Regions from separate parts of the Homo sapiens genome. Here regions 1 and 2 are each linked to region 3. The links are chromatin loops, found by intact Hi-C in ENCODE. Cell type or tissue: PC-3. All regions are shown on one strand. Each heading gives the region's core, and the rest is flanking DNA. Links, peaks and the distances in the headings are about the cores only.

What was found. Hi-C counts contacts between places; a loop is a spot of excess contacts. Peaks named below come from ENCODE experiments on the same cell type or tissue, not always from the same donor. Only the 100,000 strongest peaks of a DNase experiment are listed, where the experiment ranks them.
Region 1: it touches region 3 in a loop (4-fold over the local background); 2 of 110 quality-filtered maps call a loop at or near these places.
Region 2: it touches region 3 in a loop (14-fold over the local background); 2 of 110 quality-filtered maps call a loop at or near these places.

Annotation. Positions count from the first base shown.
Region 1 is chr3:70,732,189-70,743,188 of GRCh38, forward strand. No RefSeq gene overlaps it. Among named protein-coding and RNA genes, the nearest start is that of MDFIC2, 430 kb to the left of the region's middle. RefSeq lists a silencer at 5,770-6,064. In PC-3, for the core only: no CTCF peak of the experiment used is centred there; DNase peaks (open chromatin) are centred at 5,943 and 6,413; H3K4me3 peaks cover 449 bases; H3K27ac peaks cover 1,445 bases.
Region 2 is chr3:70,718,701-70,729,700 of GRCh38, forward strand. No RefSeq gene overlaps it. Among named protein-coding and RNA genes, the nearest start is that of MDFIC2, 410 kb to the left of the region's middle. In PC-3, for the core only: no CTCF peak of the experiment used is centred there; no DNase peak of the experiment used is centred there.
Region 3 is chr3:70,800,198-70,811,197 of GRCh38, forward strand. It overlaps the pseudogene RNU6-281P. Among named protein-coding and RNA genes, the nearest start is that of FOXP1-AS1, 480 kb to the right of the region's middle. In PC-3, for the core only: a CTCF peak has its summit at 5,521 (motif pointing left); a DNase peak (open chromatin) is centred at 3,334; H3K4me3 peaks cover 3,083 bases; H3K27ac peaks cover 3,865 bases.

The sequences.
Region 1 (11,000 bases), core at 2,045-10,044, 67 kb before region 3:
CTTGTTCTTGAATGAAGAAAATTCCAAAGACAAATTATGAGTGTGCTTTTTAAAAGTAAATTTGCCTCCTTGAATTCCAGCCTAAAAGTCCAATCACAAGTAGTAAATCACATTTTCAAAATTACTGTTTATAATTACTGTATCTCTGATTGGTAATCCTACATTACCCAAGCACTTTAAATTAATACAACTAAGAATTTCTAGATGTCCCTTCCCCTGGTTTCATTATCTTACTAACTCGAAAAATGTAACATTTTTGGCTCTTCTGTTCCCTGTACTACTGAGAGTAACGGGGTCTATTATGTAGGGTATTAGGTAGGGTTTCTAATTTCCAGAACAACAACAACAACAACAACAACAAAATGCCACTTGCTTCCTTCTCTGGTCCCAGCCCAACAGAGGATTCTAATTTCTGCCGGAGGCATGTGCTATCAATCAATAATCACAGAGCTAGCCCCATGTCTCAGGGCCCTCATCTTTGCCAGCTGGTGCTCCTCTGCCAAGTTCTTGACAACTCCTGTGGATGCCCAGTGGACAAGCCCTCCATCTGAACCCCATCAACTTGTCCCTTTAGTTAACTGACCTGAGAATCCTGCCAATCTAGTGTAGTGCTCTGGAAACAAAAATCACCCTAAAATATTTTCAGGGTTGCCTTTTCAACAACAAATACAGATTTCAAGTTATGTTCTAGAACTGGTATTTATCCCTTGGGGAAAGGCTGGGGAAAGACTCATAAACTTAGTAGACATCCCTGATCACCAAACATTGTGACTTTCGTTTGATTTGTAAGGGTAGTCTTGCAAGTTAAGTGGTGTTGGCTTCTGACTATTAAATGAAAGGCACTGAAAGATACCCTAAGCCTAGAAAGTTCTCTCAAATGGCTTTTCTAATAATGAGTACAGATATGCCCAGATGTTTCAAGAGGAAACTTGTGATCAAAGAAGGTAATGAAGTTGAAAAGGCAAGAGTTGGATCTCTGAGTAAAAATAATTTCCCCTTGGAATCTGTGTGTGCATTTTCTAGGTATAAAAGTAGAGAGAAGGAATTCAGAAGTTTTTAAATAAACGTAGTTTCTCCTGCTCCCTTCTTTGCTATAGAATTAGAGCCTCAAATGGAGAAAGCCTCTAGAATGACTTGGACATTTCCATTTTTCTTAAATGACTTCATATCCCATTTTGATAGAAGAAAAAAGATGTTCCCCTTAAAGCATTTTCCCCTGGAAGTCATTCATCTTGGCCATTTCAGTAAGAGTCATCTTTCCCATTTCTCTGACCACCAAAAGCATCAAATCACACAACGGCTAGGGATGTGACACAATATATAAATTTGAGGCATACCTTGTGTCTCAGGTAAGGCACAACATAAGTGATCATTTGATAATGATCAAAATACAAGTTCATGAACAAGTTAACTATTTTAAGTAGAGCAGAGAAGTCTTCCCTATATCTTAAACATCTCAAGCTCTTCCAGTATGGATGGGTAGGGATGAAGTTATAGCTGTTGCCCTCAAACTGCTCATAAACCTCAGCTGATCTCTCTGCTAAAATGCCAGACATGTGAGGAGTCAAAGATTCTTGAATTGCAAGCAACAGTGTGTTTCAGTGAAACACACTTAAGAAAGGAATGGAGGGAAGGTGATTATGTCTCTCATGGAATTGAAGGAAATGCAGGCTCAGGAGAGGCTGCATATAGTCAACTATGGGACTGTAGAACTGTTCACTCAACATTGACCCACTTCTGGATTAAGGAGTCCTGTTTCTTTTATTGTTTTGTTTCCTTCTTGAATCATTCCTGCTAAATTTCAACCTGCCAAGAGAAAAGATCTGATTGGCCTAACATGGAGTCATATGTCAGCAATTTCCCATGGAAGACGGCACACCATGACCAGCTACCGTCAAGACCACACACGATGAAAGGAGATAGCATTCCACAAAGGAAATGGGATGCTGGTACCAAAGAGAAAGACCAAAAAGTAACAAATATTCACCATCATCATCTATCCTGTCAGTTAGAATGGAAAGGTTGAAGAGCATCCTGGATAAATGCGCCTGTCCTGCCACTCAAGCAAATACGTGCAAGCCTCCTTTCAGATGACACACAAGAATAAATGGCAAAAATACATACAACCGTTTGGGTTCAGCCTTACAGAGCCGTGATTTTGGCTACATCCTTTAGAATCTTTGGGCTCTCAGTTTCTTGTCTATAAAATTAATTTAGTAGCCTAAGTGACCCCTGGATTTTAAGAGTGTGGGTGCATATGTCTATATATCTCAGATTTGCCCTAATTACCGCTGGAATAAGACTGCACACATAAAATTTCCATTCATATCTTTCCGCAGAATGTGAATCATAGCAGGCACATACACATTTGTTCAGCAATAACTAAAGTGTCATTACCCGAAGAATGCTATCAGTGCCTTAGAACTCAGAACCGTAATACAGTTTGTAAGATCACAGAAGTCTTAATTTTCTGATCAGATTCCCTGTTAGTAGCAATGATTATTGCCAATAGAGTAAGGATAAAACAGGCCTGCATGTTAGGAATGTTTTAACCATTCCAAATGGTCTTATAGGTTGATGGGTCCCTAGCTGCTTTGTAATACTCTTGAATATTAAAATACTGCTTCAAAATACCTTATTTTCATTAACTCAGAAGACTGAAGCCAAGTGTATATATGGTCTGCATCTTTTGGCAGGCCAGGATTAGCTTAGTTGGAAAAAATACCTTCCAAGTATCACACTAACTTAAAATACACGTACGGCTTTATTCTCTCCATACCTTTCCCCTGTGTCACTCGGAGAACTTTGGAAATAAAGGTAGATTCTGCATGCCAAAAAAAACTCCCTACTTTCTATGTGTAAACTTTTATTTTGTTTGATTTTATCCAATTTTCCTCCCCATTCCCTGGTGATGGGTGCCATTTTCCTATGTCATCTCAAATAATATATGGGGGATTACCTGAATATAATTTGCTAGGCAAGTGAATGAAAAATGCTTTCATTTACATGATTAACTTTTAATTAACATTGTTAATTAACATTGATTTTTTAAAAAACTTTTTCAGCTGAAGTGTAACACTTAACATTGACCTTAACTTTTAAAATAAAAGCTAGGTGTTAAGAAAGCCCAGAGAAGTTGATGATTGATAACATGTATTATGATCTAGCTCCATGTGATCCGGGTAGAAGTTACGAAGTAATGTGCATTGTACCATATAAAACCCTAATGATGGTTAATGTTAGCTAATTAAGATGAACATTGAATGGAGCCAGCCTGGCTCATAGGGGTATTAACATCCCATTAGAGTCTAACAAAATATTATTTTAGTCAGAACTACATATGGTGAATCATTTTAGATTCTAAGACATATATTTGGAATCAAATTAGACACTAAAACCATATTCTAATCATTGTTGCCAATAGAGATAATGTTAAACACCTTCTTGAATTTAATGTTATACCACACAGTCTTTTTGTTTCATTTTGTTTTAATCTTAAACATAGAAGTATGCCATACTTTTATATATTACACCTAAGAAATCATGAATATTTGCCACCCCCAATTCTTTTAAACATCAGATATGTTTCATATTAACCCAGCTAACTGTAGTAAGGGTAATTCAAAACAGCCATTTCTATTGGCTACTGAAAACATCAGACTTTTCTATCTAGAATAATGTTCATTAATTTTCTTTTTTCTCTGGTAAAACATATTCAGGATGGATTTAAGCAGACATATCTGTGTGATGTGAGTAAGTCATTTTGCCTCTCTGGGACATAATGTCCTTGGCCTTCAGATGAAAGGATTGTACCATAAGGTCAAGGTGTCTTTAGGTCCCAAAATACTTCATTTTAATATATTTTTCATTTATTCAACATTTGAATGCCTAAGCATGTCTGTAGACAGTGGGAATACAGACATGAAGAAAGGTACTGTCTGATGAGTCAGACAGAAATATTTTTAAATTCCTATTTAGTTGGTAGGACTCAAATGAGGCAACACTCACTAAACTTGTCGGTTTGTTTGTCATGAAAAATACTTACATAAGGTATATATCCTCTAGCCTATTCTTTCTGTGCCCTCTAAGGAAAGAGGTTGAGAATTGGCAGGCCTGGGGCTGAATGCTTGTGTATCTGAGAAGCAGGACTGGCATATGGGCCCACAAAAAGTAACAGCTACTCTGCACCAGTTTCACAACCTAGGAATAATTATGTTTCTCAGGCAAAGTGTTCTGTGTAGTTAAATCATTTGAGCAGTATATTAAAACCCTATTTTTTTAAAGCAATCAAAGATATATAATACAGTCCAACATATGCATGGAATGTTAAGGTAAGAGATGCTGCTTTGCTGAGACTCTTCTGTAGCTTTGACAGGAGGCCTTGGCCCTCATGCCCTCTCCTCCATGACATGGGGTCTCTTTGGTGGTAGAGAATGGGGAATACTGATTAGTAATCTATTCCGTGCCCACCCCACCCTAGCACGCATGTGCACGTGCACACACACATGCGCACACACACACACATTTCGGTCTCTTCACTTCTCTGCACCTAATGCTCAGAGCAGCATCTCTACAGTAGGAACTCAATTATATGCTGAATGGATAAATACATACAGACCCTTGTGCTTATAAAGTAATGAGTGGTCTCATTTGTTTCTAAACAGTAGATACACAAGAAATGTTTGAGTTAAAACAATGCTTTTAATGATGCCATTAAAATATACATAAACATATTGATATGGAGGCCTCTTCCGTGGCAAATACTATAATATCCCTTGAACGAGACCCTCTGAAGGAAGATACCAGAAATATTTCTTATTTTATTTTTCTATTTATTGAAGTTGTGAAGGGAGAAAAGAATTAAAGTTGAATATTATATTCTCTTTAAATTTTAATACACACTGCATAAAACCAACCAGCTTCTGTGGAAGGATAAATCCTGTATTGTTAGACTGGTTGTGACGGTGACTGCAGGGGAGAGACAGGCCAGGGGAGGAGCCATTCATTCTACTTTAGGGTTGACAATTGTCAATGTCTAGGCCAAATCCAGCCTGGAGATATGTTTTATTTGGTCAACAATATATTTGGGTTTTAAAGTAGTTGCTACTATTTAAAAATGGGAAGATTTCTCAAAATACACTTTTCTGGCTTAAAGCCTAAAGAACAGGTAACAATGAATCCACATTCTTGTTGGGCCTGAATAGTGGCTGCCTCAGTGAGACAGGGCACCTACTCTCCTTGCCACAGCCCCAAAGAACTCTGCCCTAGGTTAATATCGAATTTCTTTAGGCATTTGAGTTTTCAAATCTGTCTTAGATGACCCTGTACCATTTGAACTTTTTTATTATCGATAAGAAAGTGGCATCTATTTTTGCAATTCATATCACTGAAGTGTGTTTAAGGCACAGAAAATTGAAGAATTATTTTCAAGCAAGTGACAAAGCAATTTGTGCAGTATAATTCAACTTTTCAAATATATATGAATATATATACATTTAATGTTTGTATACATGTGAAGCATATTTTACATTTTACATATATATATAAATGTGAAATGAAACCTTCAAATATGTATGTAAATATAGAAAAAAGACTGGAAGGATATATTCCAGAATATTAACAGTAGTCATAGTGATTCTCCACATGATGACATCTCAGAGGGCTTTTATTTTGAATTTTGGTTTTTTTCCATTTCCTATTTTTGCTTTTCTGTCTTTTCTACATTTCACACAATGAACAATGAATTGTTATCTTCTTGATAGGAAGGAGATTTTTTTAGATGGAGTTCAGCATGTGTGTGGTTCTCATTAGTTTCTGCATTTTTCTGGCTCCTTTGTAAGGAGTCTCTGCCCTGCATCTCATTGTAAGATCTGCCATTCGTGTTTACCTGCCAGCAGCACCCAGCTCTGTGTTTGTTTTTCTCCTCTGTGTACATACTGGTCTTTCCACTGCTCACATCCTGAGGTGGTTCACGTTGGAGTGACTGACAGTGAATCAAAATTAAAAACACCAGTTGGCATTAAAGGTCACTGCTTTATTAGAATTATTCATTCAAATACAATTAACTTACCCCTGCTCTGGGGAAAAAGGAAGAGTTTACTCCAGGGAGAAGGAAGGATCTAAAGGGTTCTCCATTTATAGCTTTTCTCCCATTCGAATTTTTTTTTCCCAACAACTTTATTGACATGACAGACAGCTTGAAACAAAGAAAGGGCAAAGAGTGGGAAGGTGTTTCCTTTGATACACACGAGGCAAGGCTAACTTCCTTATTTTGAACGCAGAATAAGGTTTGAGACAAGTGAGTTCTTAGAAAATCTTGTTCACACAGTGATCCACATAACACAGAACACTGAAGTTTTGTCGACCTTTTTTATCCTAGTAGGATGAAGCACACTGAAGGACCATGACTCACCCACCACTCAGGCAGCCCTGGTCAGCACCTAGGAAAGGTGGCTCTATCATTTTTGCATCATGGCTACTTTTGAAATTCTGATAGTGCTACAGGAATGTATACCATATGTACCTAAACCATTACAAACAAATTAGTGAGGCCTCTATTAGCATCCTCTCTAGAATTAAGAAATCCTGTCCTAGAGTAAGAACTCCTATCCTTATGATTCATTCATTCGTGTTCAGCTTTGGAGTCAAGACAACCTGGGCTTCAAATTCTGACATGGCCCTGGGCAAATTACTTAATCCCTCTAAGGCTATAGCCTTATCTCTGCATGAGGATAAAAATAGTACCTATTCAATGATTGTTTCAGGGATTAAATTAGAATCTGTAATGTTCTTCATTGCATACTTCAAATAAATGGAAGTATTGATAAATATTACTGTAATTATTCATTACCTGTGTCCTGACAGTTGTGCTAAGAGTTAGAAAGAAAATGTTATTTTAAAAAGTATGAGCCATGCCTTCAGGAAGCTTACGGTCTTCTCAAAGGATACCCCCAAAGAAGTAATGTAAGACGGCATGAAATCAATAGAAGGATAAAGTAGGCTATTGGTAGTCTGGGACTGGAGGTGGGTGAGAATGGGGAGTGACTGAATGGGCATAAGGGATCTTTTTTGGTGTGATGGAAATGTTCTAAAATTGGATTGAGATGATGACTGAACCATGCTGTAAATTTACTACAAATCATTGAACCATATATTTTAAATTGGTAGATTTTATGATATGATAGAAATCATACTTCAAAGCTATTGAAAGCACAGAACAGCATAATAGTTGTGTATGTAGATTTATACTTAGGGCAGTGGTTGGACAGAGGAAAGAATGACCTCCTAGTACAGAGGAGGGGGTGTGAAGCTGAGTCCCAAAAGGTAAGTAGCATTTGGCAGGGTGCATGGTGACATTCCAAGCAGAGAAAGTAACTATCAAGTCCCTCAGGCAAGTAGGATCAAAGTAATTTGTTGAATCAAAATAAATGTATTGACTATCCTTACATCCAAAATATCACTTCCTCCTTATACAATGCAGAATGCCTGATTTGTTACTATCCTCTCTTTCCAACCCCATCACAAGGTCTCCTTGACCCTAGAGAAAGTAAGGTAGACCTAAATTTGTAGATGTACCCACCTTCCTTTCAAGAAAAATAATAATTATTATTTTAAAAAAACATCATTGCCATGTATCTCTAAAGTCTGGTAGTCCAATTGTTATGACAGGCAATTTTAAATGTAAAAACTGCGATTTTAAATTGAATTTAATTTGAGGATGAGGAAACACATGAGAGTAGTGATTGTAGTGTTGTTTTCCATGTCCCACATAAGCAATTTTAGGAAAAAAAAAATAAGCCAAAAACATGGTCCTAGTACCCACTTCTCAGGGCCCCTTAGGATTTTCTCTGTGTGTACATGTGGAATAGAGAAAAGGCAGTGTAGCTTCATTTCTCAAAATGCTGAGTTCTCAAACTCACTTAGAGATAGTCTTGATGAATGGTAATTTTAGCTCATGAAAACCAGGGTTTAGCTAGGCCCTTAATGTCTTAGTAGGTTACAAGTAATTGTATCCTGCAAAAAAAAGAAATGAGTTTTGAATTTGCATGTCATTTGTACAAAAGAATCAAAGTATCAACCCAAGAATGCCTTGGGCTATATCCGTCAATCATTGACTAGAAAGCCAAGTGGCTGCAGATAATCACTCAGTATGTAAAGGGAAGAACCAGGGTTAGAACCCACTTTTGTGCCTCCCAGTCAGGGCCTCTCAGCACTGCACTGGAAGACCCATTAATGCCACAACATACAAACACTCCCAGGCCACCAGAGGTAATGAAAGACAGTCTTTAAACAGAATGGAAGGAGTTGCTATTGGTACCTGATCAAAGAAAGTGAAGTTTGGAAAACAGGTGAGGCATGTGTCTGAAACAGGACTGGTGCACCACCTCCACAAAGCCCAAGGTTTGTATGTTAGGTTGTGGATGTGTTTCAGAAGCTCTGTTCTCATGTTATCATTCCTGGGTATGTAATTTCATTCTTGAGACCAAAAGATTCCAAAGAGATGCAATCTCAGAGCTAAATGCATCCTTCATATTCCCGAAGACTCATAAAATGAAAGCTCATGATTGGTTGTACACTTGGCTTGAAATTAACGCTTAATTATGCTCACCTCATAGTCTTTGGAAGTTTTGGGTTTCTTTTAAGCTTTTCCTATTTCTGGTCCCAGGAACATAGCAAAGTTTGCCAGAGAAATAGACTTCCTATATGATTACAAATAATCAGAAAGCAGTGTGTGTTTTACTTTCCCTTAGAAAGAAACACTGCAGTCAGGTCAAGAATGGTGTCAAATAAACAACTTTACCGTTTTGAATTTTTTAAAAGCTGAGGCTCCAGATAAAACAACTGCCTCTTGCACACAATATTCCCTGTGATCATATGTCATGATTGATGACAAGTCAAAACACACTTTGTTTACTCAGCTTTAATGTGAATGTGGTGGTCAGGATCTTGTATGGTTCCGAATGTTATTAGATAAATAACGTCCATAAACGTGGTAAAGGTAGAGTTTTGTTTCCCAAACAATGGAATGTTTCCTTTCCACACTTTTTGGGGTCCATTTTTAAAAAGGAAATTCACAACCACTTTGTCTACTCAAAATGCTCGACTTTCTTCATTGAAGGCTTCTCAAAGTCATTACTAATCTATACTTGATTCATTTTATGTGGTCTAGGGAAGGGTTTCTCAACCTCAGCACTACTGACATTTGGGCTGGCTGGGTAGTTCTTTCTTCTGAAGGGCTGTCCTGTGCACTGTAGGTTGTTCAGCAGCATCCCTGGCCTCTACCTACCTTTTTTTTTTTTTTTTTTTTTTTTTTTGTGAGTTGGAATCTTGCTCTGTCATCCAGGCTGGAATGCAGTGGCGCCATCTCAGCTTACTGCAACCTCCGCCTCTCGGGTTCAAGCGATTCTCCTATCTCAGCCTTCCGAGTAGCTGGGACTACAGGCGCATGCCAACATGCCTAACTTTTGTATTTTTAGTAGAGATGGGGTTTCACCATATTGGCCAGGCTGGTCTCAAACTCCTCACCTCGTGATCTGCCCACCTCAGCCTCCCAAAGTGCTGGGATTACAGATGTGAGCCCCTGCACCCGGCCATCTACCTACTATTAATAGATGCCAGTAAAACCCCCTAAGGCATGACAACCAAAAATGTCTTCAGAGATTTCCAAATATCCCCTGGGAAGCAAAGTCACCCAGGAGCTGTGAACCGCTGGTCTAGTTTTTTGAATATGGCATGAAGGTAAAGTATTCAGGGCCAACTAAATTTTATTAGATAAATAAGATTATTCACTACAATAGCATCATATAAAAGATTAATTATAACAAGAACTTAAATATCTTGAACAATACTGATTGTTTTAAACAAGTGAAATTGAATTACGTGGCCATTAAAAAAAAGAGGCAATCCTTAGTATTCCCATCAGTCTTGAGTGAGCAATATGGCATTTTCCAAGTAAAAATCCAGAATTTCTTTTTTCTTTCTTTCTCTGCATATTCCTATGGCATGCTGAAAGGAACAATCGCCTTCCATTTTTTTTTCCAGGAAATACTGCACCAACTCCATGGGAAAACACAAGTGAGTTTTTGTTTTTTTTTTCTTGCTGACTAAAACATTCCCCTGAGAAATTTCAGTCTTTTTTTTATACCACTATAGTTTATCCTTGGCCTTTCCGCAAACATATTTTAAGAAATTCTTTGCATATTCGTCTTCACTGGCGCTTCTGGTGTTATAATGAGGCATTTGTTATAAACATTAGTGACCATAATCAGATTTTAGTTTGAAATCTTATATCGGCAAACTTATGTAGGAAAGAGTAGAAGTGCAGACAACATTACTGAAGAAACAGTTAATACAATTTAAATAAAAAGGTTTATGGCTAATTTCAACTCATTTAGTGAATTGTAATCATATGATTACCTATAGAACCTCCATAGTATGATATTTGAAAGATCAAAGTTAGTGAAAAGTCAGCATGTAATTAGTTTCTTGCTTTGGAGCATTAGGTAGAATTACTGCAAAGAGGCAAAACTATCATTTTATAGAGACCCTTAGGAGATTTATAACGATGGTAGACAAATATATGCATACAATATCAGATGGTGTGCTAAAATTTAATTTTCATGAGAAAATGTGGTTGAAGATGATCACAATACGTGGGGATGTTCTTATTTTAATATTGGTGGATGTTATTAGAGAATCATATCAAAAGATATGTCACCAGGGAGAAAATATCATTTATAAATCACTAATGAGTAGCAAACAGTGTTTAGCTTGGAGGTATAAGGCATCTCTTCACAATGTGCATTTATGATCAAACACAAAAGATCAAGTGCAGAAAGAATAGTAGATCTATATTTTATCTCATTCTGCTAAGGAATATTTTTCTATACTTAGAGTTTCAGTGCCTACACTGTGTTTCCTGTTCATCAGAGAAGACTCTGCAATTAGAAAAGGATTTTTATGATGTCTAATTTGGAACTTAGCTAGTAAGATAATACATG
Region 2 (11,000 bases), core at 1,782-9,781, 81 kb before region 3:
CATTGATGTTCAAAAATAAGTTGAAGAATCTAGCACAGGCTGCTCAGAAACTAACAAATCAATGTGCCAATTGCCAATCAAACATATAAAGCCAATTTTCAGCTACCCTCCCCTTCAAACTATTCACAGAGGGTCCAGTTTAAGAGAGAAGTCAGCCAGAGTCTTCTCTTCATGGTCTTTAGGCTGCCGTTCAATTAATGGAAAGAAGTGGCAACAGAAGTTAATAACTATTCCTGATCATTGAAGCAATCTACAGAAGAGGCTGGGAGGTAAGAGAACTGGGAGAAATTGAATCTGATAGGTGGAGCCATGTAAATATCCTCTGTGCTTCTTTACTATCCCCTCTCCACCAGGCAGTGCCATGGCATCTGCTCCCAAACTGTTCCCATCCTGTTCAAAAACTGACCTGAATATATATTGGGCTTAATGACCAAATGTTTAAAAATTCATTGCACAAGAACAGCTGAAAGCAGTTGATTGGTTTGAACTTTATTGGATGCACCTTGCTTCCCAGAACTGCAGTAAAGGGGAAGGTCAGCTGGTAAACATTTGGGCATTTAAAAACTAAGAGGCCCGAGATTTCCCAACATCCCTGTCTGTTTTCCTTACCCAGAGCATTGGGCACTACTAAGTTCTTTGTGCTGAGCTGAAGGTTTGGTTTCATCTGCTGGTGTCCTAATACAGGAGGGTCAGAACGGACTTGGAGAAGTGCCTGCCCAATAACTCCTGTCAGACTCCAGCCCTGTGATGTTAATGTCTGCAAACTTTGTCTTCCTCGATGTGGGGAGTCATTTCAGTTGAAGAAAGTAGGTATTTTTTGTTTTTTCCTCAAGTACCGTTTATAAGTGATTGTCGTTCTGAGACAGATCAGTCTTCTCCAGGAAAGGCCAAATTGCATTATATTCTAAGGAGACTCATCACTGGACTGAACTTTAGAAGTTTGCCCTATGTGCATATAATAAAAGCACCAAGGGAATGGCAACTTCATAATGTCTTCCGTAATGTTACATTCTCAAATCATGGCATCACCTTGGAATGTATTATTGGGAAAAGAAATTATTTGCTAAAACAATGACTGTTTGGCATGACAAAACAGTCAAAGTCCTGCTTACAGTGGGCTGCTTAAGTAGATAAAGTCTATCTTAATTCTGGAAAAGCTTGTACAATTTTTAATACCCTGTTCCTTCTTTATTAGCCACAACTTTTCACTCCCTGCTTTTCCTTCTTTCTTGTCTGCGCAGGGAAACCCTGTGCTTCTCTACATCAGCTAATATTTGATCAATCTGATTCTAGTTATTATTGATGTAAACAAACCTCAAAGAAACTCAGGCACTGGAAGCATCTGTGAAATGGACTGTGTTGAACAATGGCATTTGGGGTGGGAGAGAGAAGGAATGAGGATGAATGGAAGAGATGGTATACTTCTTCTTCCCGCAGTTTCAAGCTATTTCCTCCTGTGATCTCATAGCATTTACTGTTGTTTCCACCCCTGCAATTATTTCTATTACAAAAACTGAGTCCTTTTGCTTTATTTGGGGGCCCTTGGAGTATACGTGTGTTTTAAACTCACTCTTCTCTTCAACTGATTTATTCCTTTCTTCTTTATAATTTTCCCTTTCTCAGTGTGTAGCCCTTTGTTATTAGAATGATAATCATAATAATAGCAGGAATGTAATTTCCCATAATGCTAATAGTAGCTGTGTGCACATACACACCCAGCTTATTCTTAGATTCATTTACGCTCTGACTTCTTCATCTCGTATTTAAATACAGCAGGTGTTTATCTTCATCAAGAAATGTTTGTTGAGCTTCTCCAGGGAGCATGGGGCTGTCCCTAGGTGCCGTGGGCTTACACAGGGCAGATTCAAAGATGTGGAAGTACTTTTTTTTTCCCTAAGACCCAGGAGCACAGAATTTTATTTCATTTCTTCAGATGTTGTAAGTGGCAGAAAGTTTAATTCTGCTTACCTAAAATTCCCTCAGCTCTGTTGGCAAGGACAGACAGACCAAAGCGTACTAACTTCAATTATTGAATAGCGTCCTGCTTTTAATGTGGTACTCTGCTTCAAAAGTATTATTGAGAGGGATTCTCTTTTTGCAGGCATTAGATGGAAAGAATAGATGGTGATTAAATAAGTGCTGTTATTATTTTTTTTTTTTTCTGAAGCTCTTCAGCAGCCTGAGAACATGACATTACTCTTCATGGTGCCTTTACGATACAGGTAGAATTCAATCGAACAAGGAAGTTGAGTCCTCAAAGTGGGTTATATGTAGTAATAATAATACCTTTCTAAATTAGCTTTTGGTTTTAAAAAGTGCTTCCTGCTTTTTTTTTTTTGAGATGGATTCTGAAGTATCTAAAATAAATACATACTAATATCTGTAGTTATTTTTAAAAATTTATCAAAAGTAATACAAATACAGCAAAATATAATCATTCAATCTCAAAAGAAACAACAAAAAGTGTTTCTTTATAATTCTTCTCATTGGTACCTCATTAAAGCCCAGTGAATTTGTTACAACAAAAAGTTTCATCCCTGTTTTATAGACGAGGATCATGTGGCTAAGAGAAGTAGACTGCTTAAGATCACATGGCTAACAACTGCTTTCATCAGGATCAGGATGCAGGTTTTCTAATTCCAAATCCAGCGCTTTCATTTTCCTTCTTTTTAACCATAGTAGGTTGCTCCCTAACAATTATAGTTACAACTGAACATTCAGGTTGGTCCACATTAGTTGATTGTGGATCTAACATTAGTTGTGTCCACAACATTAGTTTTGGACCTAACCTTCTAAAATCTGGATTGACAACTTTACTATCAAATAGAAGCACTGAATTAATCAGACAAATTATCCAAGGTAAAACTTAAAATGTGTCCAAATTGGCCAGTAACTTAAAATATGTTCATGTTTTCTATCTTGAATTTCTTACTTTTAGTAGGATAACATAATGTTAACAGCTGAGATTCTGGGGGTAAGTCAGATTATCAGAGTGACCCTGAATAAGTGTTTTTACCCTCTCATACCATAGTGTAGGTAATAGAAGCACCTGCTCACAGAGTTGTGAATATTAAATAAGGTAATGTACTTGAAGTTCTTAACACTATGTCTGCTACAGAGTAAAAGCTCAAATACTACTCACTAAATACTGTAGTTATTACTGGTGACACTACTACATTTACATTAAATTAAACCTCAGCCAGTGTACCTTAAACGTTGAAATGGCTATAAAAAAATCGAAAATTTTACCTAAAAAAAAAATAAGAAGTTAGAGCACATGAAAACTACTTAAACTAGATATACCTTGGTCACTGTAATGTACCTAGATACATCCACCAGAACACCAGAAAGCAAGATCAAAATAAAATATAGGCTATTGGGTCTTTTCTGGAGGTAAAGAGCAATGGATAAAATATCGAGATTACTGAATATGATGGGATTCAAGATTATTGGTAATGAAAAGCTGTAGTTTCAAAAGGATGAATAGATAATTTAAGGAGAACAAATCTGAATGATCAGCAAATATGAAATGCTCCAGGTCATGAGTATTCAGAAGTGCAAGTTAAAGTAACAGTGAGATATATCACCTAACAAATTGTCAAAGAAAATTATTTAAAGTGATAATACTAATTACTTGTAGGGATGCACAGAAAAAGTAATCTCATATATTCTAATGACAGAAATGAAGTAGAAATATGATTCTAATGACAGCCATGAAAAATAAATTGTGTAAAGGGTTCAAATCCATTTCTGGAAATATAGTCCTTGGATATAAAACCACCAGTAGGCAAGTCCACATATACAAAGCATATTATAAGATTGTTCATAGGAATAAAATCTAGAACCAGTGACTGGCTAATGATATGTATGGTACATCTACACCATGTAATATGTCCATTAAAAAGAACAGATTAGTGCTCTTCCAGTTTACTTGAGAGGATTTCCAAGAGTGTTATGGAGCAAAAACAGTAAGATGCAAACAAAGGTTTGCCAAATGGTCACATTTTAATAAAGCAAACAATATATACATGATGTGTGTGTGTATGCTTATATGAGCATTGAGGAAAGTAAAGTGGAATGCATAGAAGAGTGTTAAACTTATAGCATGCAGGAGACAAAAGTTTTAAGTGCACCAAAAATATATGCACACCTGTATATAAGACACGTCCCATTTAAACTATAATACATATATAGTGTATATATGTCTTATATATAAGTATGTAGAAATTAAAGAATTGTTTGAATGTATTAACTTATTGGAAGTTAATGGAGTATATAATAAATGGAGTATATAATGGAGTATATAATAAAGCAAATTTCAAGCAACTTGGTTAGCATCATGCCATGTTGTTTAAAAGCAAATGAACAGATAAAACCTGTGTGTGTATGTGTGTGTATATATATGTATATATGTGTGTGTGTGTATATATATACACACATACACACAAACGTGCGCGCACACACACACACACACACACACACACACATATATATATATATATATATATATATATAAATAAAACAGGACAGCAAATTTTGGCCAGTAGGCCACATTCCAGCTGGCTACCTATTCTTGTAAAGTTTTATGGGAACACAATCACATCTATTTTTGTGCTGTCTACCACTGTTTTCTTCCTATAAGGGCAGGGTTGAGCAGTTTCTACAAAGACCATATTACCAGCACAGACTAAAATATTTACTATGTAGCCCTTTACAGAAAGTTTGTCAGCCCCTAGCATACATGATTGTATATTCACATAAGCAAACAGAAAGGTGAGGGTGCACACCAGACTGTTACTATTGGCTATGTCAGGAATCAGGATTGGATGGGCATAAGGAATAATAATTAGCTTTTGTCACGATTGTTACTACATGCATGTATTATTTTCATAATTTGGTATCCAGTAAAGAGTACTAAAAGTTTAACAATTTCAAAAAGAACAATCACCTTAGAAAACATATAATTTGGGATGGGAGGATTGGGATTATTCATTCATAAACAAATATTTGAGTGAGTCCATGTGTTAAGTATTAGAGACATATATAAGCAGGAGAGTAGGAACTTACAGGCTCTGCAAGAAGCCAATGTAATCAGTGTTTTTAAAAAATGCCATAATGAAGATAAATGTGCTGAGGAGCAAACTAGTTCATTGAGAGATTTGGGAAATGCTTCACATAGCAGGTAACATTTGAGTTATATCTCAAAAGGTAAATCAGTGTTTCTTAGGTACAGAAAGGAATTGTCCAGGCAGAACTGAACAGAGAATAGAATGGGTCAATCAAAGACATGAATGAGAGCTCATAATTCACAGAGCAAGAAAAAGCTAAAGCATAGCTCAAAAACAAAGTTGCAGGGCTTATAGGAAGATGGTGGAGGAGGTTTGGGAGTCAAAGATAGGTTTTAAACTATAGGTTGTCCTTACCTTTTGGAAGGTAATGTAGGTTGTCTTGGACTTTGTTGTATCAACAATAGAGAGTCACTTCAGGTTTTTAAAGAAGTTATTATCTTGAGAAAACCTCCAAACTGTTCTCCATAGTGGCTGTGCTAATTTACATTCCCACCAACAGTGTGCAAGTGTTCTCCTTTCTCTGCATCCTCGCCAGCATTTGTTATTGCCCGTCTTTTGGAGATAAGCCATTTTAACTGGAGTGAGATGATAGCTCATTGTAGTTTTGATTTACAGTTCTCTGATCAGTGATGTTGAGCACTTTTTCATGTACCCATTTGCCATTTGTATGTCTTATTTTGAGAAATGCCTATTCCAATGTTTTGCCCATTTTTTTAATCAGATGATTGGATTTTTTTCCTATAGAATAGTGTGAGCTCTTTATCTATTCTGGTTATTAATCACTTGTCAGATGGGTAATTTGCAAATGTTTTCTCCCATTCTGTGGCTTGTCTCTTCACTTTGTTGACTATATCCTTTACTGCACAGAAGCTTTTGAACTTGATGTGATCCCATTTCTTCATTTTTGCTTTGGTTGCTTGTGCTTGTGGGGTATTGCTCAAGAAATGTTTGCCCAGACCAATGTCCTGGAGATTCTCCTCAGTGTTCTCTTGTAGTAGTTTCATAGTTTGAGGTCTTAGAGTTAAGTCTTTAATCCATTTTGATTTGATTTCTGTATATGGTGAGAGATACAGGTCTTGTTTCACTCTAATGCATGTGGATACTCAGTTTTCCCAGCACCATTTATTGAAGAGACTGTCTTTTCCTCAGTGTGTGTCTTCGACACCTTTGTCAAAAAATAAGTTCACTATAGGTGTGTGGGTTTGGTTTTGGGTTCTCTGTTCTGTTCCATTGGCTTACCATATGAGCCAGCAATCCCAGTGCTGGGTATATACCCAAAGTAAGGAAATCAGTATATTGAAGAGATATCTGCATTCCTTTTTTGCTGTTGTTGTTCCTTTTTTGTTGCAGCACTGTTTACAATAGCTAAGATTTGGAAGCAACCTAAGTGTCTATCAACAGATGAATGGATAAGGAAAATGTGGTACATACATACAATGGAGTACTATTCAGCCATAAAAAAGAATGAGATCAGTCATTTGTAACAATATAAATGGAACTGGAGATCATTACATTAAGTTAAATAAGCCAGGCACAGAAAGGCAAACATCATATGTTCTCACTTATCTGTGGGATCTAAAAATCAAAACAATTTGAACTCAGAGTAAAAGGATGGTTACCAGAGGTTGAGAAGGGTAGTGGGAGGCTGGGGACAAGGTGGGGATGGTTAATGGGTACCAAATAAATAGAATGAATAAGACCTAGTTTCTGATAGCACAATAGGGTGACTATAGTCAATAATAACTTAATTGTACTTTTAAAAATAGAGTGTAATTGTATTGTTTGTGATGCAAAGGATAAATGCTTGAGGGGATGGATAGCCCATTCTCCATGACATGCTTATTTCACGTTGCATGCCTTATCAAAACATCATATATTTATGGGGTACATGGTATGTTTTGATAAAGGCATGCAATGTGATATATATATACATGTACTATGTATCCACAAAAATTTTATAAAATAAAAAAGCTGATAGGTACAAAAATGATTATCTTGAGATTTGTGTTTCAGAAAGGTATCTCTCTCATCAAAGAGAAGATTTAGAGAGCAGGAGATGGTTACATTAACAGAACAAGCTACATGTAACTTTCTCAGGTTGACAAGGCATTTTAATAAACAATGAGGAAAATAGTAACAGCTAGTATTTATTGATTATTATGTATCAGGCACTCTTCTAAAGCACTCCGCATATGTTAATTCCTTATGTCCTCATATTGGTTACTTCCTCACATTTTACAGATGAGAAAACTGAGAAACTGAGACATTAAGTGACTTGCCCAAAGTCACAGAGTTATTAAATGGCACAGCTAGGATTTGAACCTGGACAGTTTGGCACCCGTCTATACTTCCAACTATTCCAGTATTCCATTTGAGGCAAGTTAACTTTCATTAATCTCCTGCCACATGCCAGGCAGTCTTACATGCTAGGGCCTCAGGCCTTGCTCTGTGAGAGTTTTCTCATAGTTTAATGCCTGGGCTAGCAAATGGATTGATTGGAAGTGGCTGACTGGTATGTTGAGTTGAGAGACTTTGACTCAGAGTTGGGTGATCCTTTAGATACGTGTGCCATGACTGAGGGAGGGAGGTAGTATAAGACTTGCTGACTTCCTAATGGCTTAGGTGGATACCGTGACTGACACAGAAAACAAAATAGGCAGAGATGGTCTTGTTCAGAATGGTTGCCCAGGGGAGTTTGGGTGGCATGTCTATATGTCCTTGTGGAGTTTTATTAGACTCTGCCCCTCCCCATAGTGCTCCCACCTACTGAACTCATCCAATTGTCCTGGTGGTTCGTGAGGTCAATTCCCCCAGACTCTAGGTCATCACTTAGCAATGCAGACTCCAGGATTTATTATTGCTGTCTCCTAGCAAATACATGAAATTCACTTTAGTTCAAACCACCCAAGCATGACAACTCCAATAATGATGTTTTAATAGTGTCTACTGTGTAAAAGTTTCTTGAAATCTGATATCTGACATGAGCTAATATAAGCAATATCACAGCCCCCCATTTTTTTTAATAAAACAGTTCCTTAAATGAGGAACTCAGTTGTACTGTACTGATAAAACCTAATGATTTCTAAAATGACGTTTTACTCCAATATTTATAATTTCATTGTTAACCAAGATTGTATTGTGGTATTTCAGAATATAAGCAATAATGTTCCTCAGCCTAAGTACGTTGAATTCACCTCAGAAAATTTAGGTAACTAATTATCTGAAACTACTGAGGCGGTGACTGTTTGCTTCCTGTATGATTACACTATAATGTGAGGTTTTTCTGTAATGGAACAAAAACAATCCAAATTCTTTGCTCAGTATGCTAACTGGCTACTCTAAAAATTGCTGTTAGGTTACTTGCAAATTTTTGTATAATGAGTATTCAGGTTCAGCTTAACAAGGTTGACATTGTTTGGGGGTAACAGATGTGTGCTTACATAGTTTTAAATGAAACCAAGCCCCAAAGAGGCTCAATAAACAAATGACAATGTTTGGAAAAGAAAGAAGCTTGTTTCCTTTGATAGGGTGCAGGGAATTTAACCAACCTGTGTTTATAATTACTGTCTGGTTTAGTTAGTGCGAAAGAATCTACTTGCTACTCACTTATAAATAAACAAAATAGACCTACTTTCCTATTTTGCAGCCGGCCTTTTGGAGTTTATTTTTCTTTTTCTTTCTCTTTTTTATTGACTACAGACCACTTACTTTATGTCCAAATTATGTTGTTCCATTTTAAACATTCTTCTGGTTTTAGAGTCTCCCCTTCTTTAATTCTTGGCCTGACTTATAAAGATGACACCTTCTCCCATATTTCAAGTCTTCCCTGCTCTCACAGCAAATCTGTAAATTACTAAACTGTAGTCAGTCGTCCACATTTGGATGTTTGGTTGAATACCAAAGGTGATTTTTTTTTTTTGGCAAGCTTATATAGAAAACAAGTTGCTACTACCCAGTTAATTGTAAAGCAACATCAAATGAACACTGTCAGTTTCGGGCCGTGGGAGAACATTGTGTAGAATATGAAGTCAATTGTTTGAACCTTCTGAACAGGCACATATTTTTGAGAAATTAAATCTCACCTTTTAAATACACAAAGGCATGCTGTCTACTTTTGAGAAGAATTGTAGAAATCCATTAATTGTTTTGAAATATTCCCTTGGAGATCTTGCTATCAGTAAATTTACTGCTTGCTTTATGTCTATTGTTAGTTAATTGGAGCAGGTATATTGATTTAAACTTTGGGTTGGCTTCACAAACTATTTCTTTTATTTTTCCCTTAACTTAAGAATTAATTGTGCTAACATAAAGATAGGTCATAAGGAAAAAGATATTGCATTTTCATTTCCATGTAGTTGTATTTTTAAAAAATCTACTTAACCAAATGCTTTCTCAAAATTCTCCTGCTCCTTGAAATTAACATTGGACTATTTGTTATTGAAATCACTCTTCGGTGTTAAGACAGATTTTTACTAGTATGTGGATTTACCTTTTATGAAGATTGCATTAATCCATCACGAAAATTTTAAAACTCAATAAATTCATTTTACCATAAAAGATGTATAAAGCCATAAGCCTTTTCCAGATGTGGATGTGGATATAAGTTAAAAAAAAACTCGTCTGTTCTGAGAGAGGAAAAACTGTTGACATTTCTTTGAAGTGTAATCTCTTTTGTTTATTTGGTTTTTAATAGCTTCCAGCAGTTAGCCACATATTTTTTAAGTGATGTTGCTCACATACTCTTTTTTTTTATTTTTAGTTGTGAGTGGCATTAACTTGCTGCCCTAAATTTAGAAGCATAACCTGTAAAGAAAGAAGACCATCCCTGAGATGTGTAAGTGAGTAATTGCCAAAAAGTGCAAGTCCCCATTGTGCTCAGCAACTGTTCTAAAATGGAAACTATGGGGAGCAGAGGTCAGTGAGTCAATTTGCTATTGTACTAGTCTTTAATATTTATTTATAAAGGACAATCTTTAGATGTTGCAGATTTTAATAGTAAAAACATTTTATTCTTTCTCTATGCCAGTTATCTGACCATTCAATGTAAACCAAAGATAAAGAATTTTTCAGCCTAACCATTGTGCATGTCACCTGTGTTCCATGGCATAACATGTGCATGTATGCACGTGGGGATGCACAAATATCCTGTAAATGAGAGGGGAAATTTACAGTGATAAAAAAAATCATTAAAATTGAGTGGCTGAAAAGCCTGACACTGAAAAATGGAAACTATTTGGAAAGTAAGTGAAAACTCAAAAAAAAAATATGTACAAGCTTTTGACATTTCATAATGATTTATATAACAGGCTGCATGAGAATTAATTTGATATCAGATATAATGCTAGCCATAACCAACTGCACAAAGCAGAGTGCATTCAAGGTTGAGAACGTTTTTATATATATAAATTAAGTTTGAAAACCATTTCTCATTCTGTCCAATCAATGTTTTTTAAATATTACTTATATTAATGGGATTCTCCAAAGTTTAATATGGTGGCTTTCGTATGTGCAAGTGGACTCGTGTAGGCATGTGGTTCATTCCCATCTGCAACAATTCTAATGTGCATTTTTATGTATGCTATATTTAAATGCTGTGTTTCTTTGGTTGAGATTGATTTTTTAACTGAGCTGAAAAATAGTCCTAAAATTTTAATACAATTCTACCAAACTGATACTATTGTTGTTAGAATAAATGAAAGAAGTGTGTCCTATAATTTTGAAGGAAATCCTGAGCAAAATCAACTTGTTCTATGTTTTTAATGCAGTTCTAAGCAATGTGCTGTACCCACTAGTAATAAAATTATTTTAAGGGATGCTCCTTGACCAGCAACTCAAGCTACATATTAAGATTTGCTCTGTTTTTCATGTGTTTTCCATCAGGGAAGTCTGTGGTTACCTTCCTGATTCTGCTGGACTGGAAAAACATAGCTA
Region 3 (11,000 bases), core at 1,010-9,009:
TTTAGGTAAAATCTAGCATTCTTCACATAGCCCTTCAAGCCCAACAGAATGTGGTCTTTGTGTCATCTCACCATACTGATCTCTGGCTTCTCTCTTCCTCCCTCGTGTTTCTTCCAGTCCTTGAATGGGGTGCTACTCTCTACATCAGACAGAGCCTCCATCAGACACTCATAGCTACCTGAACTTGTCCTTCATAATAATACTTTCATACTAAACGGTTGATTGTGATTTCATGATCAGTTGTTAATTGTTTATGTTGCCTACCTGCACTGCTCTTCCCTGCTGGAAAGGAAGCTAGATTTAAGCAGCGATATTGTATCTTTCGTTCACTGATGTATCTCAAAGAATTAAACCAGTGCTTGGGACATAGTAGACAAATATCAATTGAATGAATGAATGTCTTATATATTAATATATTCCCAGTGTTTAACGCGGGGTCTATTCCATGATAGACCTTCTGTAATTTTTTTGTAGAATGAATAGATAATCAAATGGATGGATGAGTGAATAGATGATTGAATGAGTGAAAATAATGAATAAGTGAATGATGTATATTTCTATTATATTCCCAGTACTGAACTCAAAAGTCTGGCTTGTGGTAGCACATTCTGCATTTTTTTTTTTTTTTTTTGCTGTTGAGTGAATAGATAACTGAATAGATGGATGAATAGATGTTTGAATGTGTGAAAATATGGAAGGACTGAATAAACAAATGAATAAATGAATCATTTTTAGTCAAGTCAGAAGAGTTTCTGTCTTCCAAGAAGAATATCTCTTCTGCCCAGAGTGGGTCACTTGATCGGCCCATTAGTTCTCTATTTGGTTTCCTGCCATGGATATATTTTGAAGAACATTTTTATTAGCTTTGGAGTCACTTGCAAGGTACTCTTGAATTCTCTTTTGGCTTGCCTGCATTCTTGTTCACACCTGACCTGCCATAGTTTGCGGATCTCCCTGGTTTCCTTACTTGGGCCACATTTCCAAGTGTCCCTTTGATCTCTGGCACATACTTTTGCTAGGCTTCCAGTAAGGTGTTTTTAAACAGTCTCCAGATTTCCTGTGGCTTATTGACTTTTTAAATTATTCCTTTCATTTGTTTTTCCTAACCAGTGCCTACACTTGTTCTTAGGTTCCTTTTATAAAATTGAGTAACCACATGATATATAAATGTTCTCTCCCAGCCCAGAATGGTCACAGTGTTGTGATCACTCAGAGATACTTTTTCTTCCAGGTCCTGCCCACCACTCAAAGCCAAGTCTAAAATATTTTTCTTCCTTAATAATTCTAAAAGGCATTTTTCTAAGAGGAGATCATTTATCTTATCCAATAATATATTTGTAATCTATATGTGAACCCTGAATAAATTAGTCTCCAAGAAAGTACAGAGCATGCTGCGTATATGTGCTGTAGAATGAGTGTGTGTGTGTGTGTGTGTGTGTGTGTGTGTGTGTATACCGCATAAAGTAAAGGTACTTTAAAAACGATCTCATTTCTAAGTTGGAAAGTCTCTAATCATGATAACTCCTTTACAGAAACTAAAATCTATTCAAATAGGAGTCAGAAAACGTTTCTGGTTCCCATCTACACAGATCAAATGCTAGTTTGTCTCTTTGTTGTCCTATTTTCTCCTACCAAAGCCTATTTGAAGAAAGGAGTTCAGCAACCTAAGAGAAATAGAAATCATTTAACATAATGAAAAATTCGCTTTCACTTTTTTTAACCAAACATTTCATCAGTCAGGATTTTTCCTACCAAAGATGTTTATTTTCAACCATTTGCTTTATTTGGCTAAAAGGTACGTTCTTTGCTACATTTAATAGGCATGTGTATGCTGCTCAAACTAGAGATCACAGAGTTTTCATCTGCAAATTTTTACCAGACTAAAGTGAACCAAAGAACATGTTAGAAATTTGAGCCTATAGTGCATATATACTTCTCGCAAATATTTTAGCAGACTGTCTGTTTCTCAAAAATTTTATATGATAAAACACATCATCAGTGTTTACTCAGATTCTAGGTTGTGGTGCAAATGTAATAGATTTTGTCTTAAATAGTGAAAACTGGAAATACACCTTTTTCCACTTCAAACTTTTGAATTCGTCAAGTTATAATGAAGAAGCTTTAAAGATGTGGTGATATGTTTTCCACCCATGATATTGACATATGCACATAATTACCTTTTTTTTTCTTTTTGATACAATTTCATTATTTGTCATGCTGGCTGTGGCGTACCAATAAAGCCAAAATATCATATTAGAATTCATGACAGTTTTCACATTGTATTATCAATATGTGGAAATAATTGTCTGCTCTGAGATTAAATTACATTATTGTGTATCTTTTTCATGCCTAATAAATAATGATGGATGGCTTTTATTTTCATCACCACCTGCAACCATTTAGTCACCCCTTGATTGTTGAAGATAAAATAATAAAAGGCAAGTGTTATGTTGCAAGCAGAAGAATGTAGTCAAAACAGTTGTATGTTCCTTGTTTCCATTTGCATTATTTGAGTCCCTAAAGAGCAATGCATGGTGGTCTATAAAAGATAGCAACCTGGGAGAAACATGGCAAACAGTTCACGTAAATGAGGGGAGAAAGTGGGAAAATATTTTTTTCTAGTAGAACAATAATTATTTCTTGGTGCACGATTCTTAATCTGAAAATGAGTTTTTTGTTCTGCTGTGCAAATCAGTTACATGCAATCAGAATGCAAAGCAGAGGCACATCTTACTGTTTAGCCTTTTTAAATAGAAATGAAAACAGCCCGGAAATTGTAGCAAAGTTGAAAATGCATGCTAGGTAATTTTGAAATCCAAAGACATAAAACCATGCATAATAAAAAGGCCACTCTAAACTCATTACATTTTTTTGAAATTGGCAATTAGAAGGCTTAATTTTAAAATTAGAACTTGCATGTTTGGAAACTTATTAACTGTATTTTGAATGGTCAAGTCCATTGCCAATGTTAAAGTGTGTTTTGTTTACAATTCCACTGCCTCATAATTTGGTTTTATCTATGTCAGACCTGCTCAGATGCTTTTTTTTAATTGTTCAACATTATGCTTAAGCAAAATTGATTCACCTTTTCTGGTGAAACTTTCGAATTAAAATTATAATCAGCAAATGCTGTGAGTCTTAAGGGGAACAGAATTGCCTTGGAGGTTTATGATACTATTATATTTCATCTCGGAAGAATGTCAAGCTTTTTTACAAAATAAATATATGGTGTTTATAATGGAAACTAGTCATTTGATCATTTCAGTTATAACAGTGAGGTAAGAAAGCAAACTGTAGACAAAATCTTTTTTGATATTTGGTTATGAGTCACAGGTTGACTCTTTACAGAACAGTTTCGCATGTTTGGCTCTATTATCTTTAAATCAAAAGAAGACAATCTCAGGCATAGCAGAGACTGAGACCAAAATCCAAAGGTAATCCTATCAAATGTCAAGTTACTGCAGAGAAATGGCTTGAAAAATAGGCCAGTGGTCCATTATTTGATGAACCCCAAGTGAATGCATAAGCTTGCGAGTCTGTCTTTCGCCGGGTGTTCTATTAATGTTCTTCCCAATTGTTTTAGAGCATTCATTTAAAAACAGAGGGGCCTTTCCCTTGTTTATGGCTGTTTTGCTATCTGACTACCCATCTCCCTCTATAATTAAATGCCACGAATAAAATAATAATAAACATAATTTTATTTGTACCATTACTCACTGCAGAAATTACATCTTTACATTTCCTATGAGAATCAAAGAGCAGTCATGCCTCCTTCCTTCACATTTGAGAGAGCTGTGTAGAAGTCGGAGGCTTTTCTAGATTCTCTGAGCCTGGGGGGGAATTTTGTGGGTTAGCAACCTTTGAGACAAATTATTTTGCAGTGTGTACATATATACCTATCTTCCCTTGATGATCAAGATTTTACCTGGCCCATGTAAACACCTTGGAAGACTAATTCTATAAAACAGACTTGCATAAAAATCACCCACAACTTGAAACTGGGACATCTATCTGTGGGCATAACGCCATGCACTCTAAAGAAAGTAAGCTTTAGCACATGCTGCAAAACTCTTCTAATTAGAAGCCCCTGCTAGTCTTTTGTCCCTCAGTGCTCAGTGGAAGTTCTAAGAATCCAAAGCTTTACCCAAATGTACCTTGCCCCAAGCATCCTGATCTCACTCCCTGGTAACAGGAAGTTCCAGAATGACATCCTCATGGAATTGTTTTATTTTTCTCTTGCATTATCTCTCGTCTGTTGTGATTTTCTTCAGCCAAAGTCTCCCTGTCATGACCTACCAAAAAAGAAAACATGTTGAATAACTGCACCATAAATACACAAAATGGAAACGCTGAACTAGCTCCATTAAAATAAATCATTCTTAGTACTGTAAACCTTTTTGTTTTAATTTCACACTTTCTATCATCCTAGTGGTTTGCTAGTTCTAATAATGTTTCTGGAGTCTGTGCTACATATATGAAGACATTCAGGAGTTTTTAACAAACACAAAAATTATTAACTTTCCTGCCTTACGTATTTGCAAGAAGGGGATGTATGAACAAAATAACTTATATCCAAGCATGCAGCTGAAATATTGGAATGTGAAAACTCCCCTGCCATTAACAGTTAATAGTTCAGTGCTCTGGGGTAACAGCAGTTGCTCTGCACTTCTCAGAAAAACATTTGGGAAAAAATACTTTGGACTAATAAAATTAACGTTAGAATGACAACAAATTTCAACATCTGTGAAGCTTTTGGGGAACTTTCAACTCTTACCAATAATACATGCAATTTTATAATTTTTAGGCAACGTACCTATTTATAAAGGCAATTTTTAACATCAAAGGAAAAATTGCTTTATCTAAAATGTATACTCAATATTCAAAGCATTACCACAAGATAAGTAATTTTGGACAAAGATTCTTAAAACTACTAACTGAGCAGTAAATATTTGTTCAATTGGACATTCTAAATGTTGAAATGTGTTAGTCATTTTGGTTGAACTAATACAGTACAATGAGATTGCTTTCACTTTTCCAGCAGCCTTCTTAAGTCATTTTAGTGTTTAAAAACTAGTCCTGGGCTCCAGAAAACACTGTGTTAGGGAAGGAAAAACAGACTCTTTGGCTAGAGTTATGGAAGGAGGGTGGAACCTTATGAGTTACATGACTACATAAGATGTAGGCAATTTTATTTTGGCAACAAATTCAGGCTTTTGCATTGGGTTTTTTCTTAGACTGTTAATTCAAATACACATGCACGAATCTCCTACGAAAGGAAAGATTCTTACTCATCTGCAGAGCATAGATAACGATTAATTGTTCCATTTCATCTTTCAGGCTACAGTACTATGAGTTTAGGAACTCTGCAAACTGCGAAATGATCTGCCCCGGGGGAAGTGACTAGGATCACAATGTAATTACTCAAAAAATGGACTCAGATCATATCCCAAATCTACATGAAGAGAGGTATATGCTTGATAAATAGTAAAGATGATGTCAAAGATCAGCTTTCTCCCTCTGGTGGAATGTTCAGCACTCTCAGTTGTCTTCACAATATTATATATAAAGCACCTAGAACATAGAACCTTATGTGATGATCATTTCTCAGGTGAAATAGTGCACTGGACTATCCAGCTATTTCACTGGCTAGATGTTTATTTGGAAACTCAAAACAAAAACGCAGAATGACTGGTGACATTTATGATATTTGCCACTGGGCCAGTTGGACCTTCCTTCACGATGAAATAGGATCTCAGTCTCTAATCTGCATGTCCAGACCAAAGACAATTTGATGTAACTCCATTATAGCATATTTTAAACTTTTCTTGAAGTTCAGGAATATATCTTTCAGAATCCGTCAGTACTTCAGAAGCGTGGCTCGCCAAACCAATCAATCTAGTACAAAGTTTGTTTTTAGAATTCAAGTTCCTTGTTACTGCTTTGCAAGCAGATGTCTTCAAAGATATAATATGGTGAAGAGATTATGTGATTTTTGGGTGTAGCAATTCTGCCAGTTATAATTAAAAGGGCCAACATCCAAGTTTTGTTTTCTTTATAAACACTGCAGAGTGTGTCAGTGGCCAATCTAAAATTACCCACAGAGGAGTGTGTGCTCTCTTCTTTAGCACAAGATAATGAAGATGGTGTGTGAACGCACTATGGTTATAATAAGCTGATGGACTTGCGGTCCTACGCACAAACTTGTCCAAATGTAATTATAAGAGTTTTGAGAGAATTGTTGCTTCCTAAACTGACTAGTCAAGTGACTCAAAAGTTAATATCATCAAATTAACAGTCTGACTTTGAAGGTCTACAATTGTACCTTAGAAAATAAATACTTGCAATCAGTCATTCTTTCTTAAAGGGAAAAAGATATCTTTGAGAAGTGTCTCAATGCAGGGCAGTCTATTCAGCATTCTCTCTATGTATTGCTTCTGGAGAGGTGAATTGAGTCTAAAAATAAAAAGTAACAAAGGGCTGAGCGTCCAGCTCTTTCCCTCGTGTGTGGAGGAGAGAAGGCCAGTCTGAACCTGCGCTGGTGTTGATGTGGTTGAGAGGGTGCGTTTGTCAGGCTCTGCAGCCTGGATCGCAAGGGTGAGAAATACAGTCGGGGCCCCGAGAAGGAAAAGGAATATCTCAAGGTGATTACTGAATCATAAGCCTCCATAGCAGCAGTTCTCATATACAGAGAGAAAGAAAACAAGTCTATATAAAAGATTCAAGATATCAACATCTCATTCTCTTGGGAACTGGAAAACAATCTGAGACAGAGGGACATGGTTGTCAGAAATCTGGGTAGATCAGAGAGGGAAGCCAAGCAGGTCTTTCTCCTTTGTGTTTTGGGCACAGTCCTTCATAAATTTTGTGGACAAACTGTGGTGTCTCCTTATCTTCCAAATAATGAGTGTCAAAGCATCCCAGTGTCTTTTGAGGGGAGTCCTCTTACTTGGTTGCTGTGGATGAGTGACTTGCAGGTTTCCACAGGGGATTGGATGCTAGGGCAACTGATAACAAAAATCTCACTCACACCAGCCTCGTAGTTCACTGCAATCTCATTTGCTTTGGATGTTCACACTGGCCTAAGACCAATGTCTCCTGTCTCAAACTTGCCATATTGAACTACTGATCTATAATGGTAAAAAAAAAAAAAAAAAAAAAAAAAAAAAAGACACAAAGGTGAAAGTAACAAGTTTACCAAAACACCAATCATCCAAATCCCAAAAACTTTTCCTTTGCTGAACTGTTTTTATATTTCCTTTTTTCCTGAGCTATGTCTCTCTCTTTTTTTTTTTTTTTTTTTTTTTTTGAGACGGTGTCTCACTCTGTCACCCAGGCTGGAGTGCAGTGGCACAATCTCAGCTCAGTGAAACCTCTGCCTTCTGGGCTCAGGTGATTCTCCCACCTAAGGCTCCCAAGTAGCTGGGACTACAGGTACATGCCGCCAGGCTTGGCCAATTTTTTTGTATTTTTTTTGTAGAGACAAGGTTTTACCATGTTACTTAGGCTGGTCTCGAACTCCTGGACTCAAGTGATCCACCCATCTTGTCCTCTCAAAATACTGGTATTACAGGCATGAGCCACCACACCCAGCCAGGTACATGTATCTTGACAGGTGAGTCTCATATTACCACATACTCCCTTCATATAAATATAGGTACATGTTCATGTCCAATCCATTCCCCAAAATGTAGCCAGAGCAGTGTTTTTCAAAGGGCAAAGGGCAAATGTCATTCTTTAGTGTCTAAGTGAAGAGTAAAATACTTCCTCTAACCTGTACTCTTATCTAGGCTCACCTGACCCATTTCCCTTCACTCTGCCTGCTCCACCCACTCTGACCCTCTTTCATTTTGTCTCCTGCCATCTGACTTTCATGTGGTAACCACACATCTGCCCCTCTCAGCATGGAATCCTTCCTCATGGATGCCTCCCTAATGAAGTCAAATATTTCTATTTTTATGTCTGATAGGATCATGATTCTGTATGTCATAGAAAGGAGCATGGTTATAATTTTACATTTATATGTGTATCCATTGGTCAACATCTACTTCCTGGACTATAAGCTCTGTGGACTATAACCACGCCTATTTGGCTTTTTATGGTATCCCCCGAACTTATCCAATGCTTGGAAAATAACACTCAAAAACATTTCAGAGTACTCAGTTCAAAGCACATATACTAAAATTGGAACAATACGGAGATTAGCATGGCCTCTGCACAAGGATGACACGCAAATTTGTGGAACATTCTATATTTTTCTGTCACATGTTCTCAAATGTAGGAGCTAAAAAAAAGTTGACCTTATGGAAATAGAGAGTAGAATGATCATTACCAGAGAGGCCAGGGAGGGTACTGAGGAGGTGGTGGGGATGAAGATTGGTTAGTCAGTGGATCTACACTTGAGTTAGATAGAAGGAATGACATCTAATGTTCAGTAACATAATAGAGCAAGTACAATTAAAAATAATTTATTGTATATTTTAAAATAACTATAGAAGTAGAATTGGAATGTTCCTAACACAAAGAAATAATAAGTGTTTGAGGTGATGGATATTCTAATTACCCTAATTTGATCATTACCCACTCTCTGCCTGTATCAAATTATTGCATATACCCCACAAATATATACTACTATGTATTCATGAAAATTAAAATTTAAAATATTAAAATTTAAAAAAAAATTCTGAGATGAGGGAATAAATGTCCAGACACATTTCAATTAAGTTGTCATATGTTACAAAGGCCATATTTCTATATTATATACTATATAATATCTGGTGGAACTCCTAAAGAATATAGTTGGGGATTTCTCTAACTATTACACTATCATTACTAATCAGGTTAAGTAACCCTAGTTGTTGAAACACACAGTCCCAGCATTTCAGCAGATTAACATAACAGAGGGTGATGTGTCACCCTTGGCACAGTCAAATTTGGGTTGAGAGTGTGGGGTCACTCTGCTCCACAGAGTCATACATGGACCCAGTCTCCTTACTTCTACTGTTCAGACCTCCCTTAAGTCTCAGAATCCTCCCTAGATTCTTGAGATCTATCATCCAACAAGCGAAGAAAGAGAAGAGTGAGACCTGGAAGTGGCTATATCACTCTGTCCACATTCTATTGGCCAAAACATCATTGTACGATCCCATCTGGTTGCAAGGTAGGTTGGGAAATGTGGCCTTCCTAGTGCTACCCATCATTTTGGTTTAGCTCCAGTTAGGTAAGATGACTAAAATTTGCCAGCAGTTACTAGATACTCCAAAAACTATATTATCAGCAAGGAAGGGAGAACAGTACTCAAAACCAAACTCTCAAGTAAGGAAAGTGCCAACATTAAATGGACTGATTTAGTGGTATTGTGTCTGTCTAGGAATGTGCTACATGGTTTGGTAAATACAGTTTTCCTACAGCAGAGAATCTCAAAACAAGTACATTTTAAAAATGAACTTTGAAGAATCAGCTGGAGGGTATACAGATTTTCATATTCACTTTAGGATTTTTCATTTTCATATTGTACTAGTTAATGTGCCAAAATGAAAATAGCTTTCCACAAAATGGAAGTTACACTATAAAGTTGGAATTGGTATTATCTGCTGCTGAATTGCAATGGAATCTCAAAAGGAGTGATGTAACTATGGAAGCAGGATCTTCTCCTTGAATGTTTCGCTAAGATTCTGTCAAACAGATCAGGAAAACGGAATATATGCAAGATTGACTTTGCAATCAACAAGCACAAAAAGGCCCTGGTAGATAAATCAGTTGAAAGAGAACATATACAATGACTGACTGGCAGTATTGTAAGACACCATTTGAGGTTTGACATTGAAGATATTCTTGAAGAATAATTTATCTGAGAAAAGATCAACTTGCTCTATAGAAGTGCCAAATTTAGAGTTATCCTACTTAATGCATCAACATCAACCTTAATATTTGGGAAGGTTTTTCTCTTTTAATTTAAGTTGTTCCTTCAAGAAAATATGTAGCATGGACCTATTTTTGCTCTTTGATGTACAAAGCAGACATTAAATTGGATTTCAGATTCAGTGACAGAGGCGGACTAAGATTAAACACCAAGGTCGTCTATGAAATTGATTGAATCATTTGTTTAATCATGGCATACCTCGCCATAGAGAAGTGCTTACCAACTTTATGCTTTTATCTTTACTAGTCAGCAATTCATTGAATACCTTTTATTATCATTGCTTTCTTCTATTTTCAGGGCAGGAGAGGGCAGTAGGTAGCATCGTTCTTGGTCACTATTACCATCTGTCTCTCTCATTCTCTTTTTACCTCACTTCTTAGATGACAGAAGGTGACATCTCAACTAACTCCCATATTTCATTGACTCTAAGATACTGTAAATTGTAAGGCACACTATTTTTTTTTACTTACCACTAAGAAAGAAAAACATGGCTGCTTAAACTTCACCGTAATGCTTTCTTATCACCTAGAATTTTTATTCTATACTTATCAAAATAACAGTTTTAAACTTTGTCACATATTTGTATCATATTTCACGCTTGTGAAAACACAAAAAAGTAAGTAAAATAAATGGTTAAAATACCTAAAATTTCTGCATATTTATAGTTTAACCCATCCAAATTCATTTTTTACACAGTTGTTGATATTTGTGTTTTTCAATATATTCTTAAGTTCTGCACTATTTGAATATTAGCATCCTTAAATTATTATCTCCAAGACTTTCTTCCAAACTGCTGACACTCACTGCTGCAGTGAGCTTTCCTGAGCAAGCACAGGTGATAACTCTGTCACAACCACTGCCTGGTCAGCAGCAATGTTAAGGTGCTTTAAAAAAAAAAAAAAAGTACATCAAGAATTTGTTAAATACAATCTGTGGTTTAAGATGCATCTGAAAATATAACCCAACAGCTTACCTCTGTTCCTTAATTGGTCTGGTGTTTTCTGAATATAAAATATAACTACCATTACATGTCTTTAGCCTTTTATGTTAATATAGGTGTTTACTTGTAAAGGACACTCCT